Linked DNA regions of Homo sapiens: region 1 is linked to region 2. Evidence: read pairs that join two places in POLR2A ChIA-PET (ENCODE). Cell type or tissue: PC-3. All regions are shown on one strand. Links, peaks and the distances in the headings refer to the core of each region. The heading gives the core; the rest is flanking DNA.

Region 1 (10,519 bases), core at 3,633-6,132, 130 kb before region 2:
TCTCAAAAAAAAAAAAAAAAAAAGGTGAGGGAAGCAGAGCATATAAAAGTTTGGAAAATTTGCAGCCTGAGGATGTGATAGAAAAGAAAACCCCATTTTCTGGGGAGAAATTCAAGCGCACTGCAGAAATTTTCACAAGTAACAAGGAGTCAAATGTTAATCTTTCTTTTTTTGAGACAGAGTCTCACTCTGTCGCCCAGGCTGGAGCACAGTGGCGCAATCTTGGCTCACTGCAAGCTCTGCCTCCTGGGTTCATGCTATTCTCCTGCCTCAGCCTCCCGAATAGCTGGGACTACAGGCACCTGCCACCACACCCAGTTAATTTGTTGTATTTTTTAGTAGAGACAGGGTTTCACTACTTGTTAGCCAGGATGGTCTCGATCTTTTGACCTCGTGATCCACCCACCTCGGCCTCCCAAAGTGCTGGGATTACAGGTGTGAGCTACCGGCGCTGGCCTCGAATGTTAATCTTTTTGCCAAGACAATGAAGAAAATGTCTCCAGGGCATGTCAAAGACCTCAACAACAGCCCCTCCCAGAGGCCTAGGAGGGAAAAATGGTTTTATGGGTCAGACCCAGGGTCCCCGTGCTCTGTGCAGCCTTGGGAATTGTTGCCTTGTGTTCCAGCTGTTCCAGCCATGGCTAAAAGGGACCAAGGTACAGCTCAGGCCATTGCTTCAGAGAGTGCAAGCCCCAAACCTTGGCAGCTTCTACATGGTGTTGGGCCTGCTGGTGCACAGAATTCAAGAACTGAGGTTTGGGAACTTCCACCTAGATTTCTGAGGATGCATGGAAATGCCCAGATGTCCAGGCAGAAGTCTGCTGCAGGGGTGAAGCCCTCATGGAGAACCTCTGCTAGGGCAGTGCAAAGGGAAAATGAAGGGTCAGAGCCCCCACACAGAGTCCCCACTGAGGCACTGCCTAGTGGAGCTGTAAGAAGAGGACCACTGTCAAGGCCGGGCATGATGGCTCACGCCCATAATCCCAGCACTTTGGGAGGCCAAGGCGGGTGGATCACGAGGTCAGGAGTTCAAGACCAGCTTGGGCAACATGGTGAAACCCCATCTCTACTAAAAATAGAAAAATTAGCCAGGCATGGTGGTGCATGCCTGTAATCCCAGCTACTCAGGAGGCTGAGGCAGGAGAATCACATGAACCTAGGAGGTGGAGGTTGCGGTGAGCCGAGACCATGCCATTGCACTCTAGACTGGATGACAGAGCGAGACTCCATCTCAAAAAAATAAGAAAAGAAGAGGGTCTCTAGACCCCAGAGTGGTAGATCCACTGACAGCTTACACTGTGCGCCTGAAAAAGCCACATATACTCAACGCCAGCTGTGAAAGTAGGTGGGGCAGGGGGCTATACCCTGCAAAGCCACAGGGTGGAGCTGCCCAAGGCTGTAGGAGCCCACCTCTTGCATCAGTGTTCCCTGGATATGAGACATGGAATCAAAGGAGATCACTTCGGAGCTTTCAGATTTTATGACTGCCCCACTGGATTTTGGACTTGCGTGGGGACTGCAGCCCAATTTCTCCCATTTGGGACAAGAGTATTTACCCAATGCCTGTACCCCCATTGTATCTAGGAAGTAACTAACTTGCTTTTGATTTTACAGGCTCATAGGCCTTGTCTCAGATGAGACTTTGGACTATGGACTTTTGAGTTAATGCTGAAATGAATTAAGACTTTGGGAGACTGTTGGGAAGGCATGATTGGTTTTGAAATGTGGACATAAGACTTGGGAGGGGCCAGGGGTGGAATGATATGGCTTGGCTTTGTGTCACCACCCAAGTCTCATTTTCAATTAGAATCCCCAGTTGTTGAAGGAGGTACCTGGTGGGAGGTAAATGGATCATGGGGACAGTTTCCCCCATGCTGTTCTCGTGATAGTGAGTTCTCACAAGATCTGATGGTTTTATAAGGGGCTCTTCCCCCTTTGCCTCCTTCACATGCTCTCTTTTGCTTGCTGCCATGTAAGACATGCGTCTTCCCCTTCCACCATGATTGTATGTTTCCTGAGGCTTCCCCAATCATGTGGAACTGTGAGTCAATGAAACCTCTTTTTTTTTTTTTTCCTTTTCTTTCAAGACAGAGTCTCACTCCGTCTCCCAGGCTGGAGTGCAATGGTGCAACCTTGGCCTACTGCAAGCTCCGCCTCCTGGGTTCAAGCGATTCTCCTGCCTCAGCTGCCCAAGTAGCTAGGATTACAGGCACCTGCCACCATGCCTGGCTAATTTTTTGTATTTTTAGTGAGATGGGGTTTCACCATGTTGGCCAGGCTAGTCTCAAACTCCTGACCTCAGGTGATCCACCTGCCTCAGCCTCCCAAAGTGCTGGGATTATGGGCGTGAGCCACTGTGCCTGGACTGAAACCTCTTTTTTAAATAAATTACCCAGTCTTGGGTATGTCTTTATAGCAGTATGAAAATGGACTAATGCAAAGGACATACCCATACATGATCACACACCTAAGAAAATCAATATTGATTTGCAGCCCTCACACACATTTCCCTAGTCATCCAAAAAATGTCCTTTATGATTCCTCTCCCCTCACTGCCACCTAAATCTAAGATCCAGTCATGACTCACATTACCTTAGCTATTATATCTTGTTAGATCCCTAATCTGAAACATTTCTATCACCTCCTTCTAATATTTAAAAGATAATTTCTCTTTTAAAATAGTCTAGTACCAACAAAACAAAACACCCACAAAGGCCAGGCACAGTGGCTAACTCCTACAATCCCAACACTTTGGGAGGCTGAGGCGGGTGGATCTGAGGTCAGGAGTTCGAGACCAGCCTGGCCAACATGGTGAAACCTCGTCTCTACAAGGTAATAAAAAAAAAAATTAGCTGGGCATGGTAGCACATGCCTGTAATCCCAGCTACTGGAGAGGCTGAGGCAGGAGAATCGCTTGAACTCAGGAGGCAGAGATTGCAGTGAGATTGTGCCACTGTACTCCAACCTGGGCGACAGAGCGAGACTCTGTCTCCAAAACAATAAATAAATAGAATAGTCTACTAATAATATAACCTTTCAAATCTACATGCTTTCATAAATGCTAGATGAGTTAACTCTTCAAGAGAAAATGTATTTGTCCTTTTGGCATTTTCAGAATTAAAGGTAATAGTAGATGCTAGATCAAGGCTAGTATTTCCCCTTTGAGGTATTACTTTGTAGTGAGAATATTGTATAGTGATATATGTTTATTCAGTAGTCCACAATAGCTTAGTTGTAGTAATTAAACAGTGTTCTCCATATAGTGTTTGTTTTCTGTTTGAGCTTTACTCTCACGTTAATATATTTTAAAGCTTTATACCAGAATAAGGAAAACTTAATTATGTTTTTTTAAAACTAGAAAATAATTATACTGGGCCAGGCGTGGTGGCTCATGCCTATAATCCTAGCACTTTGGGAGGCCTAGGCATGTGGATCACCTAAGGTCAGGAGTTCGGGACCAGCCTGGCCACTGTTGAAACCCGTCTCTACTAAAAATACAAAAATTAGCAGGGCGTGGTGGTGGTCGCCTCTAGTCCCAGCTACTCAGCAGGCTGAGACAGGAGAATTGCTTGAACTCAGGAGGCGGAGGTTGCAGTGAGCCAAGATTATGCCACTGCACTCCAGCCTGGGCAACAGAGCAAGACTCGGTCTCAAAAAAAAAAAAAAAAAAAAAAAAAGTGCCACTGGAGGCTGGGCACTGTGGCTCAACGCCTATAATCCCAGCACTTTGGGAGGTTAAGGTGGGTGGATCACTTGAGGTCAGGAGTTCAAGACCAGCCTGACCAACATGGTGAAACCCCGTCTCTACTAAAAATACAAAAATTAGCCAGACATGGTGGCAGGCACCTGTAGTCCCAGCTACTTAGGAGACTGAGGCAGGAGAACCAATTCAACCCGGGAGGCAGAGGTTGCAGTGAGCCGAGATTGCACCACTTCACTCCATCTTGGGTGACAGAGTGAGACTCTGTCTCAAAAGGAAAAAAAAAAAATTAAGCACTGAATAAAATTTGTAAGTATTGAGCTGGGTTCAGTGGCTCACACCTGTAATCTCAGCACTTTGGGAGGCTGAGATGGGTGGATCGCCTCAGGTCAGGAATTTGAGACCAGCCTGGGCAACGTAGTGAAACCCCATCTCTACTAAAAATAAAAAAAAATTAGCTGGGCGTGGTGGCGGGTGCCTGTAATTCTAGCTACTAGGGAGGCTGAGGCAGGAGAATTGCTTGAACCTGGGAGGCGGAGGTTGCAGTGAGCCAAGATCGTGCCATTGCACTCTAGCCTGGGCAACAAGAGTGAAATTCTGTCTCGAATAAAGAAAAAAAAATTTTGTAAGTATTGGACACTAATTGGGTAAAACTTTTTACCTGATTAAGAAAACATATTAATAATAACATATGAATACTTTTTTTCAGTGACATTACATAAAATACTGCTATATAGGATCATAAATCCCAAAATTCAAGTGTGAACTAAAATGGATCTCAGTAGATTAAAGCACAGTATTTGGGCTAGTTCTTTAAGATGTATTTTTATCTACTATTTGAATAACTACTGAATGTGTGAGCTTCTGATATGGTAGTTTTGTTTTCTGTATTACTTAGATAATTGATTTTCTTCTTGTCAGATGCTAACATCAGAGAAGTTGGCCTTGAGGGGGCATTGTTGATCTTACTAGACAAGGAGACAGATGAGAGATTATGCCATGATATCAAAGAGACTTTAAATTATATGCTTACATCTATGGCAGTGGAAAAACTCTCCCTGTGGTTAAAGCTTTGTAAAGATGTACTTGCTGCATCAGCTGGTAAGTATTGGACATTATCAGTTAAAATAATAAAATTGAAATTTGAAACTTTACATAAAATTGTTTACCACTGAGAATTCATCAGTCTTGTCTAACTAGCTGGATTCTGACTGTCTGATTGTTGCTTTTCTTCAAATGAAGATTGTATTTCTAGTGTTTTAGAATTCTCTGTAATTTGAACAATATAAATCCAATACTTAAGCCTGCTCTTTTTCCCTTTGGCTGTCTTAGATGACTTTCCTATATAAAACAAATTAAAAAGTAAAGTTATTGTTTATGCCCTAAAAGGTGTGACTTGATGTATATTGTTCCCATCATTTCTTTTCATACATACAACAAATATTTGAGACCAGGTGTGGTGGCTTACCCCTATAATCCCAGCACTTTGGGAGGCTGAGGCAGGCAGATTGCTCAAGTCCAGGAGTTTGAGACCAGCCTGGGCAACGTGGCAAAACACCATCTCTACAAAAAAAAATTTTTTTTTTAATTAGCTGGGCCTGGTGGCTCACACCTGTAGTCCCAGCTGCTCGGGAAGCTAAGATGGGAGGATTGCTTGAGCCCGAGAGGCAGAGGTTGCAGTGAGCCAAGATCACACCACTGCACTCCAGCCTGGGCAACAGAGTGAAACCCTGTCTCTACATACATACATACATACATACATACATACATACATACATATGTTCATACATACCCACCCCACCCCTCGCACCGTATGAAATTACTTAGTCACCATAAGAGAAAGTTATACAAAGTTATGACATTTTGAGCAAGCCAGTTTCACTACATACAATAATGTTAATTTCAAGTAGTATTAGAAAACTGTTATTACCCTAATGTCTTTAGTAATACAAGATAATTGTTCATGAGAAAGTATATTCAAATCTTTAAAATTTGTATCCTTGGAGTAAGAGAGAAAATAAATGAGAGGAAGAGAGAAGAGAAAAACCAGTTATTTTCCAAGAACTGTATATAATTTATCTGATTTAAGCCTTTAACCCATTCTATGCATAGACAATTTTATTCTGTTTTATAGAAGAGAAAATAGGCTTGGAGAGGTAACCTGCCTGAAGACATAGACAGATTCAGTCCTACGCCTACACAACTTTTAAAATCCACAAGCCTTCCACTGTACTTCAGTGCTCCCAACTCAGTTGCCCAAGCCTTAGAATTTAATGTAGCTCTCATGTCTGAATTGTGTGATAGGAGAAAAGTTAACACCAAATTCCTGGAATGTTTTGTATTCTCTGCTCTGACTATCTTGATTCTTATTGGTCCCTCTTCCAATGGTTTACACTGGCTGTTTCAACTATTACGCTTTACATATTTTATTTTTCTAATTTTCTCTTCTGTTCCCCACTACTCAAGAAATTGCAAGGACTTCTTTAAAAGAAAATGTCGCCTGAGCCCAGGTGTTCGAGGCTGCAGTGAGCCATGATTGTGTAACAGAGCAAGATCTTGTCTCAAAAAAAAAAAAAAAAAGAAAATACATGTGTGCATAGACTGATTACATTTTCCTGGTGTCTCAATTATCTTTTTTAAATTTTGCATTCATACTCCCTGAGCTTGCTCAATTTTATCTTGCCATTAATTCTTCATCTTCTGAGGTTTGGCTCCATACCTTCTCAGGAAAACACCTTCCAGGCTCTGTTAACTTGACCATAACTTTATTTGTGACATGTTTGGTATTCTAACGTGCAAAAAAATATTGACATACGGGATAATATAAGAAAAGCAGTTTGGTTTGTTTCATAGCATTAGTTCCATTTTCAGTTGTTAAACAGTTTGTAAGTGTAACAGTTAATAAGTAGAGGAGATAATTCACTACTCAGTGACCAGCTATCATTACACCTTTGATACTGTAATGGTAGCAATGAGTCTATCCTAAGAAAAATATTTTCAGACAATTTCAGTAGATTCAGGAACCTCCTGAAATCCATGCAAGGCTCCAGTGTTAAAACAGCCTTCCCAATGTATCCCACCCACACCCGAGAATTTTGAGTCTCCTTAAGTACATCCATCTACTTGCAGGGGATTGATAATTATTTCAGTATCTACTATTGTGTTTGTTTGTTTTTTTAAATATTTTTTATTGTGTTTGTTTTTTACTTTGAGTATAATTTAACAGCTTGGTCATTTTGACCTGGAACAGTTCTTAACAGCATCTCCTTTAGACAGCTGTTTAGTTGTATGTAGTTATTAGACCTAATTATTTGATGTTATTAAAAAGATGATTGATCAGTAGCAATTGATAGTTGAGCAATTCTAGTCTGAATTTGAAGTCATTTTTTTGTTCCTTTTGATATATATATATATATCTTTCAGTTGATTATAATTACATATGTTCTCCTTTAATAAAAGATTTTACAGCTGTAACTTGTGTGGATACAATGCAAGAAGAAGAAGGAGATAAAGGGGATGATGCCTCAGTCCTGACCACCAGACGTGATGAAAAATCCCATCCTTTTACCAATCCCCGATGGGCTACTAGAGTCTTTGCTGCTGAATGTGTCTGTAGGATAATTAACCAATGTGAGAATGCTAACAGTGCACATTTTGACATTGCTTTAGCACAAGAAATGAAAAAAAGAGATTCAAGAAGTAAGTGACATAGTGATGAAAACACCAAATGATATGTGTAAAAATGCTGTCTGCTTATGGTTTTAATATTTAAAATATTAAAATATTTTTTTAAAATGAAACTAGCCAGACACAGTGGCTCATACCTGTAATCCTAACACTTTGGGAGGCTGAGGCAGGAGGATCACTTGAGCCCAGGAGTTTGAAACCAGCCTGGGCAACAATGAAACATTGTCTCTATTAAAAAAATTTTTTTAATTAGCAAGGCATGGTGGCATGCACCTATAGTTCCAGCTACTGGGGAGGCTGAGGCAGGAATATCACTTGAGCCCAGGAGTTTGAGCTTGCAGTGAGCCGTGTTCACATCACTTCATGTTTAAATACATTTTTAATGGTTAAGCTTCTTATATTGGCATTCACTTTAATGAGCAGGTGCAATGCATTAAGTTTATAGAAAATAATTGGTTCTTGGGAAATAGTATGAACATTTACTAGTTCTCAAAAATTATTTCCTGGTTTGTAACTTGGGCCAGTTTTTGCTTACAGATTATTTTAGTATCATAGATATTAACTAAAAAACATTTGAGCCTTTCTCAGTGTTAAGTAAACCTGATTGTAAGACCATTTTGACCACCTCTTACTGTTTAACTGTATTATTTTTACCTATTTATGTTTGCCTTTATGGTTTGATGTCTGATTTTTTAAATTCACTTAAGCTCATATGTTCAAAGACACAATACATATTTGTGTTTTTTTTTTTTTTTTTTTAGACAGCATTTCACTCTGTCACCCAGGCTGGAGTGCAGTGGCATGATCACAGCTCACTGTAACCTCAACCTTCCAGGCTCAAGCAATCCTCCCACCCCAGCCTCCCGAGTAGCTGGGACAACAGGCATATACCACCATCCCCATCTAATTTTTTAATTTTTCTGTAGAAGTGAGATCTTATTATGTTGCCCAGGCTGTCTCAAACTTCTGGGCTTAAGTGACTCTCCCACCTCAGCCTCCCAAAGTGCTGGGATTACAGGCATTAGCCACCACACCTGTCCACAGTGCATATTTCTAAATTCCTTAGAAGTATTCTTTACCAGACAAAAGAATTACAAAGCAAAATGTTGCTGTTGCCAGTCTGAGTATGAATTAGGTATCTCTGGTTTAATTATTTTTAAGTATGCATTTATTGAGTCTCTTGTGATGAGCACTTTGCTAGATACTTTACAGTTACAAAATTTACATACTGTAGATACTTAACTGATTCCTGTGCTCTCAGTTAAAGTTGTAGTTGGCATTTACTAAGACGTGATTTCTTCTGTTAAATGATTTTCTTATATCTCTCCACAGGAGATATGTTATACCAAACAATGTGTTGTAGGAATGAAAGGAATTACCATTTATCATTTCTACGACTAGAAATGTTTTTTATACTCCCACCATTTGTATGTTTGGCAGTATATGTAAAAATAAGATATTGTCGTTCATAGAAAGAGCCGCATAAAACTTTTTTTTAAAGGAACATTATGTCTTAGCTTCAACCTGACATAAAGAAAATAAATTTCTGCTTAATTAGTCAAAGCCCAAAGTCTCCTCCATACCAACTAATGTACTTTTATCATAAAAGCTGAACAAAATTTTATTGAAGATACTATTAGGACACTTAAAAAATGCTAATTCTGCCCTGAGTAGCTGGATATACTTACTAGCTTTGGGACAGTTTTCTTGTGTGTATTTGCAGTGTACATTAAATCCAGCTTTAAAGTCTCTATTTAACAAACAGCAAAAACAGTATATCAAGTCAGAGGTACTTAAAGGAGGAAAAATTATCACTTAATGTAAGTCTTAGTTCCAGCACATTTTTTTGATATTTTCTAATCTTTTTTTCTCCCAATATGTTTTTTAATCTTATAGATGACTTTTTGGTACTGCATCTTGCTGACTTAATTCGCATGGCTTTTATGGCTGCCACAGATCACAGTGACCAGCTCCGTCTTTCTGGCCTTGAAATGCTGTTAGTTGTTATTCGGCGATTTGCAACTGTTCCAGAACCAGAGTTTCCAGGTCATGTGATTCTGGAACAGTATCAAGCCAATGTAAGCACTTTCTTTTAGAGAATTTTATTATTAAACACACAGATAAAAAGTCTATGAGGCCAGGCATGGTGGCTCATGCCTGTAATCCCAGCACTTCGGGAGGCCAAGGCGGGTAGGTAGCTTTGAGCCCAGGAGTTCAAGACCGGGCAGCATGACGAAACCCCATCTCTACCAAAAATACAAAACTAGCTGGCATGGTGGAGTGCACCGGTAGTCTCAGGCTGAGGTGGGAGAATCACTTGAGCCTGGGAGACGGAGGTTGCAGTGAGCCGAGATTGTGCCACTGCACTCCAGCCTAGGTGACAGATCCAGACCCTGTCTCAAAAAAAAAAGTCTGAAACTGTCTGAGGATGGGAAAGTTAAAAAAGAGGAAGAAGAAAGGGGGAAAGAGAAAGGAAGAGAGGAAGGAAGGGAGCAAGGGAGGGAGGGAAGAAAGGGGGGAGGATCTGTCTATGAACCGAATTGGGATATCACCTCGTAAATGAGTAGGTATCTCTGCTAACGTATCACCAGTATATTCCATATATAGAAAGTACATGTGTTTGAAGAAGAAATCTTTCAGCTAATATTTTATAAAGCTTCAAGTAAAAGCAAAGTACATAAAACATGTCTTTTGGGCAGGGCAGTATGCCTGTAGTCCCAGCTCCTTAGAAGGCTGAGGCAGGAAGATCACTTGAGCCCAGAAGTTCAAGTCCAGTCTGGGCATCATAGGGAGACCTCCATCTCCAGAGAGGGGGAAAAAAAATGGCCCTGTTAAAGAAAACAAAAATAAAAAAACAAGTGTTTTGTAACTTTAAAGGTTGATTTTCCGGGTGGGGGAAGCTGAGTGCTGAGACCAAGGGCTAAAGCTGGGAGACTGAAAAAATGCAGACCACCGGGGTATTACTCATTTCTCCAGCTCTGATCTGCTGTTGTACCAGGGGTCTAATCAGGCCTGTGTCTGCCTTCTCCTTGAATAGCCCAGAGAATTCATCTAAACAGCCTTCCTACAGCAGCTCCCCACTCCAGGTGGCCAGACGGGAGTTCCAGACCAGTGTTGTCTCCCGGGACACTG
Region 2 (10,519 bases), core at 3,993-6,492:
ATGTTCCTTTGGGTTACTGTAGTGACATCTGTTTTCAACCATTTGCTGACTTCAGTTTGTGTAGAAATTTCTCTAGTGAATTTTAACACGTATCTTTAAAAATATTCCTGAAGAGTTTTGTGTTTACACTTTTCCAAGAAATAAAAATTGGTAGGTGAAGAAACTCTAGGACTGATGATTACGATGACACAAATACATATTTGTTGAATGAATGGGAATTAGTAGGAATATTAATTTTAACCCATAGCTTGGTTGGTTCATTTTCAAAATATGTCATGAACTGGGGAAAATACAAATATTTATTTTCTTAAAGGTATCTATTTCTGTACCATGAAATTGATTTATGGAATAAGAGATGATAATAAACATATGTTTTGAACTGCCCATTTCTTCATTGATGTTGTCATATGACAGTACTTTTGTTAAAGCCGATTATTGGTTTGTAAATTTCAGTTTGGGAAGGTATAAATTGGATCTTAACCGTGTAGCAGAAGAGTAGAAAATTTGGAGTAGTAGAAACATTTTGAAGTTTGGGGAGTTTAAACAGTTTTATTGGGAGGTTATAACTTAGTATATATGCAAAAATATAAAAGAGAATTCTTACTAGATAGACCTTACAGCCATTTTTTTCCCTCTTATATAAGTCATAACTTGTCCAGTCAGAATAACCATTCTTCTGAGTGTTGAACATGTGTTTCGTTTTTACTGTTTATTTTACATTTGTATTTACAGTTTTGAACTCCAGTAATAAGTAATTGAAAACTCTGATGTTTCTTTATTCATTTTAATGCTATTTTAAGGTAATTAGTAGAAAATGTTTGAGATGTTGACCTAAAAAATTTGGTATAATTATCCTAATGTGTTTTAGGTGGGAATAAAGTTTATATTACTCAGTTGGCAAAATTTTTAAAGTACCTTCATTTTTGATTATTGAATAACTTTCAGTTGTAACTCTTGTTAAAACAGTACTAAGATAAAAATCCTTACTAATAAAATTTCCAAATTACAATTAGTTAGTGGTCCATTTATTTCCATTAGTTTTTGTCATTGGCAGAATTTTGAGTATGTAAGAATAACTTAGCCCTTAGTTGACACTTGTTTTAGCAGGATTTATAGTAAAGTAGATTTTTTAAAATTTATTTTTATTTTTTATTTTTTTCCTCATCCTGACTCTCAAGTTAAAAATTGCGTTCATAGATTTCATTAGAGGTAACCTGAAAGTTACTTTTGGTATTTTAAAAATCATACTTGTCAGTCAAGTCAATTGTCATTTCGTAGCTTCTGTTTAGTACTAATATGTAGTAGAAGTATTTGTTATGACATTTAAAAAAGTGTTGCCCGATCATTAAAAAGTCAGGAAACAACAGGTGCTGGAGAGGATGTGGAGAAATAGGAACACTTTTACACTGTTGGTGGGACTGACTGTAAACTAGTTCAACCATTGTGGAAAACAGTGTGGCGATTCCTCAAGGATCTAGAACTAGAAATACCGTTTGACCCAGCAATCCCATTACTGGGTATATACCCAAAGGATTATAATAATCATGCTGCTATAAAGACACATGCACACGTATGTTTATTGTGTCACTATTCACAATAGCAAAGACTTGGAACCAACCCAAATGTCGATCGATGATAGACTGGATTAAGCAAACGTGGCACATATACACCATGGAATACTATGCAGCCATAAAAAATGATGAGTTCATGTCCTTTGTAGGGACATGGATGGAGCTGGAAACCATCATTCTCAGCAAGCTATCGCAAGGACAAAACACCAAATGCATGTTCTCACTCATAGGTGGGAATTGAACAATGAGAACACTTGGACACAGGAAGGGGAACATCACACACCGGGGGCTGTTGTGGGGTAGGGGGAGGGGGGAGGGATAGCATTAGGAGATATACCTAATGTAAATGACAAGTTAATGGGTGCAGCACACCAATATGGCACATGTATACATATGTAACAAACCTGCACGTTGAGCACATGTACCCTAAAACTTAAAGTATAATAAAAAAAAAAAGTGTTGCCATGTTAAAACAATTTAAATGAAATTTTTAAAACATAAAATTTATCTCTATGTAAAATCCTTCCATCCTAACATAACAGCTGTTATTTTTTCCATTTTCCTTTCTAGGCTTTATTCATATATAGTATGATGTAATTTTTAAGAGACTGGGGCCTCACTATGTTGCCCAGTCTGGCCTCGAGCTCCTGGGTTCAAGCGATTCTCCTGCCTCGGCCTCTTCAGTAGCTGGGACTATAGGCTGTGCCACCACACCTGGCTTTATAATGTAATTTTAAGGAAATGAACCTAAAGTTAAGTCAGATATGATTTACTATATGAAGATACAAGAGTATTTCAAGTTGAAGGGGTTAGCCGTGTTTGGGGTAGTGTACCAGTAACCTCCAAAAACTAGACATTTGGTTTAATTTTGTGACTGTTTTGTTTTTAAACATTAGTTTGCTTTTCATTCTATAGCCAGATTTTCTTGTTGTTACAAGGGAAAATTGTCCTGGTTCCTTCTTGAAACTAGTGAGGGAGGCATAGTGAGATGGAAAGAATGGGCTGTGGCATCAGAGACTTGGGTTCAGATTCTTGGTCTGTTGTGTTCATTAGCCTCTGAGAGCCTTACTTTCTTCCCCTGTAAAATGGCAGTAGTCTTTTTTTCTTTTCTGTTTTTTCATATGAAGTCTTGCTCTGTTGCCCAGGCTGGAGTGCAGTGGTGCGATCTTGGTTCACTGCAACCTCCGCCTCCCAGGTTCAAGTGATTCTCCTGCTTCAGCCTCCCGAGTAGCTGGGACAACAGGTGCGTGCCACCATACCTGGCTAATTTTTGTATTTTTAGTAGAGATGGGGTTTCACCATGTTGACCAGGATGGTCTCCATCTCTTGATCTCCTGATCCACCTGCCTTAGCCTCCCAAAGTGCTGGGGTTACAGGTGTGAGCCACCATGCCCAGCCAGTAGTCTTTTTTCCAGTGGGCCTTCTTGTGAGGATTAAAGGAGAGAATGTATGTTAAGTGTTTTGAGTAAAGTGGGCTACCCACTGATGCCATCATTAATAAATATCTAATTTTGAATTTTATTTTAGCACTTTATTCCATGAATAAAGTGATTGATTTGGAAAGGTCTTTTAAAATTCTTTTAAACAATCAACTCCCAGCAGGCAAAAAAAGCAAGATGATGTGCATATTTTGAATATTGGTAAAAATCTTTCATACTACCTTGATTTCATAAAGTAGTAGCAAATAGGACTTAGTTCTGTCTAATAAACCAAAACATGCCTGTATGTCCTGATAATATGTTTGCTTAATTAGCTTGTCTTAATAGTTTCACATCTGTTTAGTCAGGAAAGGCAGGTGGTGTGGTAGAAACAGTGGCCTCTGCAATGGGATAGACTTGGGTTCAGATACCTGCCTTTTCCACTGAATAGTTGTGTGATAGCCTTTGAAGTCTGTTTCCTCATCCTTGCAGGATTTTTCTGAAAATAAATGGGATAATAGTCAAGGATTTCTTTTTCCTTTAACTTAGTATTGTACATGGCTCTCCACTTTTTTTTTTTTTTTTTTTTGAGGCAGAGTCTCGCTCTGTCACCCAGGCTGGAGCGCAGTGCTATTTTAGCCATGCCCAGCTAATTTTTGTATTTTTAGTAGAAACGAGGTTTCACTGTGTTAGCCAGGATGGTCTCAATCTCCTGACCTTGTGATCCACCCATCTCAGCCTCCCAAAGTGCCGGAATTACAGGCGTGAGCCACCGCGCCCGGCCGGCTCTCCACTGTTTGTACCCATTTTGACAGTGTCTTTCTGAAGTTCAACGAATATAACTTCTTCTATGATGTGTCAGTGCTTCTTATTAATGCCTGAACTTATCAAGGTAATGCTCCAGAAAGTAAAACACGTTCAAGATTCGTTTTTGCTTTTACCTGATGTATCGAGTTCTAAAATGTAGTAATGTAAACATGGCCGGGTGCGGTGGCTCATGCCTGTAATCCCAGCACTTTGGGAGGCTGAAGTGGGCAGATCACTTGAGGTCAGGAGTTCAAGACCAGCCTGGCAAACATGGTGAAACCCCATCTCAACTAAAAATACAAAATTTAGCTGAGCACTGTGGCATGTGCCTGTAATCCCAGCTACTTGGGAGGCTGAGGCAGGAGAATCTCTTGAACCTGGGAGCCGGAGGTTGCAGTGAACCAAGATTGTGCCATTGCACTCCAGCCTCGGTGACAGAGTGAGACCGTGCCTCCAAAAAAAAAAAAAAAAGTAAGTAATAGTAATATGAGTTATTAGCTAATGAGCATTTTGTATTCACATCAAAATAGGTGATCATCATATGTATTAATGTTATAAATATGTATTATGGGCATTTCTAGATCTTGCTACTAAATCTGAATATAATTTGAAAGTTATGTCCTCTGGAAATTGAGCATCTCAGAAGATGCTTTTAGGTGCTAGTAGGCTTTATTTAAAAAATAATGATGTCACTTAATTTTGAGGGCACAAAAGGATATACAGTAAAAAGTCCGTTGTCTTCCCTTTCCTGTCTCCTGGTTACTTGGTTCCTCTTCCCAGAGGAAACCACTGTTAATCATTTCCTAGTGTATCCTTCAAGAGATATCCAAGGAACATTGTTTTGAGTCTGGATTCCAAAGTTATTGAACACAGTGGTAAAAAAATCTTTTTTGATATGTTTACACTAAAAGGTAAAAAAATACCTGTACAGGAACAAGTTTTTTAACTTTAAATTGTCTACTTTATGTTAGGTCTTGGAAAGATATGGTGATGACCAAAACAAATACAGCACCTTATGTGCCTAATAGTCTAATAGGGAAAACAGATAATTGTGGGGAAAAAATGTGGTTACAAACTGTGTTAAATGTCATGAAGGAAAAGCTCAGGGTACTGTGACAGCATGAAGCAGGGACAAGACCTGGAGAGGTGGGGATGGGCAGAGTGGTCTTTGGGGAAGTGGTTTTTCTTTTTTTTTTTTTCAAGACAAGAGTCTTGCTCTGTCACCCATGCTGGAGTGTAATAGCGTGATCTGAGCTCACTGCAACCTCCACCTCCCAGGTTCAAGTGATTCTCCTGCCTCAGCCGCCCCAGTAACTGGAATTACATGCACACGCCACCATGCCTGGCTACTTTTTGTATTTTTAAGTAGAGATCGGGTTTCACTATGTTGGCCAGGCTGGTCTCGAATTCCTGACCTCAAGTGATCCGCCCGCCTTGGCCTCCCAAAGTGCTGGGATTACAGGTGTGACCTTTTTTTTTTTTTTTTTTTTTTAAATTAGATGGAGACAAGGTCTCACTAGGTTCCCCAGGCTGATCTAGAACTCCTGAGCTTAAGTGATCCTCCCGCCTTGGCCTTCCAGAGTGCTGGGATTACAGGCGTGAGCCACCGTGCCTGGCCAAGAAAGGGGAAGTGGTTTTTCCTAGAGCTAGGAAGGATGAGTAAGGAGAGATAGGAAGTGGGAACAAAACAAACAAATGCTTGTAGACTTGATAGGAGGCTATGATCCAGAGAGATAGAGGGTTTTGTGATAAAAGTAGAAAGTTGAATATATTTGAGAGAGATTTGGAAGGCAAGATAGTCAGGATTTGTCGAATGATTAAATATGAGAGAGGGAGAAGGAAGTGTCGTGGATGACTCAGGTTACAATGGATGATGATGCCACTCACTGAGAGAGAACACTGGAAAGAGGACCATGTTTGAGAGATTGAGATCATGAGTTTGGGTTTGGATATGTTGAGTATGAGGTACTTTTGAGACATCTCAGTGGAGATATTAAGTAAGCAGTTGTATAAATGGAAATTGGAGGTGAAGCCTGGATTAGAGAAAAATTTTAGAGTCAAGCACCTGTGGAGGTTAATTGTGGCCATGGGATGTGATTGAGATCTAGGGCAGTGATGCTTAAACTCTATGGTCTCAGGACTTCCTTAAGCTCTTAAAAATTATTGTGGATCCTGAAGAACTTTTGTTTATGTTAGTATGCTTACTGCTATTTGCCATATTCAGAATGAAACTGGGAAGTTGTTTTTTTTTTTTTTTTTTTTTTTTTGAGATGGAGTCTTGCTCTGTCACCCAGGCTGGAGTGCAGTGGCACAATCTTGGCTCACTGCAACCTCTGCCTCCTGGGTTCAAGTGATTCTCCAGCATCAGCCTCCCTAGTAGCTGGGATTACAGGTGTGCGCCACCGTGTCCAGCTAATTTTTGTAGTTTTAGTAGAGACGGAGTTTCACCATGTTGGCCAGGCTGATCTTGAACTCCTGACCTCAGGTCAGAACCCAGGAGGCGGAGCTTGCAGTGAGCCGAGATCGCCCCACTGCACTCCAGCCTGGGCGACAGAGCAAGACTCTGTCTCAAAAAAAAAAAAAAAAATTATAATAATAAACCCCTTACATGTTAAAATTTTTTTGTGAAAAATAACTTTTTTAAAAGAAAACATTTTGGGAGAATAGAGGCATTAATTTACATTTTTGCAAATCTCCTTAAAGTCTGCCTTAATGGAAGATAGCTGGATTCTCATATCTGCTTCTGCATTCAGTTTGTTGCATTATGTTATTTTGATTGAAATATATGAAAAAATCATCCACAGATGTATTTGGGAAAGGGAAGAAGAATATTATATTTTTTAACGTAATCATGGATATGCTTCTTTGATAACATGTCAAAATTCAACAAGTGATAGTTTCTTAAGGATTAGTTATAATGTGGATTCTGTTTTTTTTTTTTTTTTTTTCTTCGAGGCAGATTCTCGCACCCAGGTTGGAGTGTAGTGGTGCGATCTTGGCTCACTGCAACCTCCACCTCCTAGATTCAAGCAGTTCTCCCGCCTTAGCCTCCTGAGTAGCTGGGACTACAGGCGCAGACAACCACACTGGAATAATTTTTTTTATTTTTAGTATTTTATGTTGGTCAGGCTGGCCTCGAACTCCTTACCTCAAGTGATGCACCTGCCTTGGCCTCCCAAAGTACTGGATTACAGGCATGAGCCACTGCACCCTACCAGGATTAGTTATAATGTGGATTCTGATATCATATCAGTGAACTTATACTCACTCTGTTACATTAAAATCTGATGGTCTGTCTTATACTTTGAGTGACTGTTTTACCCATGTTTACTTTTGCAAAAATTATGCATTGGTCATGTGGAAAATATCAGTCCACTGAGTTACACAGATTTTCCAAATGTGGACATATCTCATTCCACAGTGCCAAAAAGTCTTATTTGTCAATATGACTACCACTCTCATCAGACAAGTTTTTAAATATTCAGAAGCTTTCAAGCTCATGGTGTCAAATACAAGTTTTCCAAAAATGTCATTTTTGCTTGTAAAGTTGAGTGTTATGATTGGCAACAAATACAGTTGATCGTTTTCCTTGAAATGAAAGGCATACGTGATTAAATTTTGAAAAAATGTTTGCCAGATAGCCAAGTCTGAATGATCAGTTTGTCTGATAGTCCTTCAAGTAAAAATGGTGTTGCAAGAAAAAAGTGGCTAGTTCAGTCCTCAAGTATGTACTTTGCCATTATTCTTCCGTATGCAGTGCTTTATAATTAATTCCCATTTCCTTTAAGTAGAATATTGAAAAGATGTATCTTCAGGGGTTGAGATTTAGTAAATTTAATAATTTTGCTTCATCTAGTTTATTCTTTAGTGAAACTGGCTTTTTTCTTAATACCAGTGCTTGGCAGTGAAGAATACAGTTATCTAGTACAGGTTAGGGCTACTGCCTTGATTCATGTTAAAGCACCTGCAGTTTTATCCACTATTGCTTTTGCATCATTAGTGCGCATGTCAACACAGGAAAGAAAGTGATTCAAGAAGAGAAAGGGCAATTGTTTTGAATACTAGTGAGAGGTCAAGTAGGGGTTAGATGAAAAGATGTCCTTTAGATTTAGCAACATTCTCAAGGTCATTGATCTTAATGAGAGCTGAGTGGAGTGGTGGTGAGGGGCAGATCTGAATGGGTTGAGGAGTGAGTGGAACATGAAATGGAGGACATGTGGAAACTTTTTTGAAGAATTGAATTGGAAAAGGAGTGTGGGGTTTTTTCTTTTAAAGGTCAAAGAGATAAGAAAGAGAGTGAATAATCCCTAGGGTAAGGATTCTGAAAAACTGGGAGAGAATTGGCTTTTGTATAGAAGCAGTGCTTCTTAAATTTTAATGTGCATAATGAGAGTCACCTGGGGATCATGTTAAAATGCATATTCTGATTCAGTTGGTCTTATATGAAGCTTGATATTCTGCATTTCTAATATGGTCCTAGATTATGCAGAAACTGTTGGTCAGAAAATCCCACCTTGAGTAGCAAAACCCTGATCCACTGGTGGAGAGATTGGTTTTAGGCAGAAAGAAGTTGTGTACTGCCGTTGTAACAGAGAAGATAGAGACGTTAGATGCACATGTTTTGGGTTTGATGGTAAAAAGTTAAGGGCTGGGACTGGGCGTGGTGGCTCATGCCTATCTGCAGTCCCAGCACTTTGGGAGGCCGAGGTGGGTGGATCAGTTGAGGTCAGGAGTTCGAGACCAGCCACGGTGCCTGGCCCTGAGTTATAGTCTTAAAAATTGATTTGCCTGTGCTACTCCCTTTTACAGAATCTGTTGGGTTCTTCACCTACAGGATCAAATTTAAATGTCTTCAAAGACCCCTCCTGCATATTCTCACATGTATACACTACTTCCACTTTACTATACTTTCAGTTCTCCACTGGACTACGAGCTCGTCTTTGTTTTCCCATTGCTAAGCATAGTGCCTGGCACACAAATAGCTAATATCCAGATACTGAAGGAGTGAATTGAAGAGATTGCTTATATTGGACCTGTTTTCCACCTAATGCCTAAAATGCCCATGGAAGGTATTTGTGGAGTTGAGAAACTTGTTGTTAGTATGCAGGAGGAAGAGTATTGTATTCTTTTTTGTTTTTTTTTTTAGCAGATACAGTATCAATAAGTACTTTCCTTACTTTCTACCATTAATATACCTGCCTTTTCTTTCTTTTTTTTTTTTTTGTTTTGAGACGGAGTCTTGCTCTGTCGTGTAGGCTGGAGTGCAGTGGCGCAATCTCGGCTCACTGTAACCTCTGCCTCCCGGGTTCAAGCAATGCTTCTGCCTTAGCCTTCTGAGTAGCTGGGACTACAGGCGCACACCACCATGCCCAGCCAATTTTTGTATTTTTTAGTAGAGACAGGGTTTCACCATATAGGCCAGGCTGGTCTCGAACTCCTGACCTCGTGATCCTCCCGCCTCGGCCTCCCAAAGTGCTGGGATTACAGGTGTGAGCCACTGCGCCCGACCTGTACCTGCCTTTTCTATATTGACCTGTTTTCTTCTACCCAATGGCAGAGTAATAGGGAAATGAATTACTTTTGTTGATCAGCCCTGACCCTTTACTGGAGAAGGAATGTTCATTGATATATCAAATATGTATAATCCTCAAGAGTTAAATAAATGAGCTGAACACGGTGGCTCATGCTTGTAATCCCGATACTTTGGGAGGCTGAGTCAGGTGGATGACTTAAATTCCGGAGTACAAGTCCAACCTGGCCAACATGGCGAAGAAACCCCCTCCCTACTAAAAATAGAAAAATTAGCAGGGTGTGGTGGCACATTCCTGTAATCCCAGCTTCTCAGGAGGCTGAGGCACGAGAATCGCTTGAACTCGGGAGGTGTAGGTTGCAGTGAGCCCAGATTGCACTACCACACTCCAGCCTGGGAGACAGAGTGAGACTCCGTCTCAAAAAAAAAAAAAAAGTTAAATGAATTCCTGTAAACAGACAGCAACTGTGTATGTGCTTCTTTTCAGTGGACAGCAGAGAGAAGTGCTGGAATGAGAAACACTGTCTGTGAGGGTTTACCTGGGACTCCAGGGGGTCCATAGGTGATTAAATTCAGGGAGCTTTTGTGACGATTACCAGAGTTTCTGTCAGCTAAAAAAATGTAGAGGCCAGGCTCCACTGGTGGCTCATGCCTGTAATCCCAGCACTATGGGAGGCCAGGGCGGGTGGATCACCTGATGTCGCGAGTTTGAGACCAGTCTGGCCAATATGGTGAAACCCCATCTCTACTAAAAATACAAAAATTAGCAGAGGTCTGGTGGCATGCGCCTGTAATCTCAGCTACTTGGGAGTCTGAGGCAGGAGAATTGCTTGACCCTGGGAGGCGGAGGTTGCAGTGAGCCGAAATTGCACCACTGTGCTGCAGCCTGGGCTACAGAGTGAGACCTTGTCTCAAAAAAAAAAAAAGTTAAAAACCACTCTTAATAGTTTCAACAGGAAAAATACAAGGAAAATTTATCAGAGATAGATTTTTATCATTTTTATTTATGGGTATGACATTGTGTTTTATAACGCTTTGTAAGTGTACTTTGCATAGTTCTTGACTGTATCATTAGATTGAATTCTTCAGAGTCAGTGAACTCTTTCTTACTCATCTTTGTGTCCCACCCCCAACACTTAGCATAGCACTTGGTGTAGAAAGGCATTCAATAGATGTGTTGAATGAATTGCAGT

What was found. Peaks named below come from ENCODE experiments on the same cell type or tissue, not always from the same donor. Only the 100,000 strongest peaks of a DNase experiment are listed, where the experiment ranks them.
Region 1: POLR2A ChIA-PET joins it to region 2 with 16 read pairs; 13 of 35 experiments call an interaction of 5 or more read pairs at or near these places.

Annotation. Positions count from the first base shown.
Region 1 is chr14:31,320,445-31,330,963 of GRCh38, reverse strand. HEATR5A (HEAT repeat containing 5A) reads left to right here. Exons shown (of 36, transcript NM_015473.4): 23 at 4,622-4,801; 24 at 7,160-7,399; 25 at 9,284-9,465. It also overlaps the pseudogene ATP5MC1P2. Among named protein-coding and RNA genes, the nearest start is that of HEATR5A, 95 kb to the left of the region's middle. In PC-3, for the core only: CTCF peaks have their summits at 4,458 and 4,658; a DNase peak (open chromatin) is centred at 4,663.
Region 2 is chr14:31,195,259-31,205,777 of GRCh38, reverse strand. All of the region lies in intron 2 of HECTD1 (HECT domain E3 ubiquitin protein ligase 1), which reads left to right. Among named protein-coding and RNA genes, the nearest start is that of HECTD1, 7.3 kb to the left of the region's middle. In PC-3, for the core only: no CTCF peak of the experiment used is centred there; a DNase peak (open chromatin) is centred at 5,497; H3K27ac peaks cover 1,258 bases.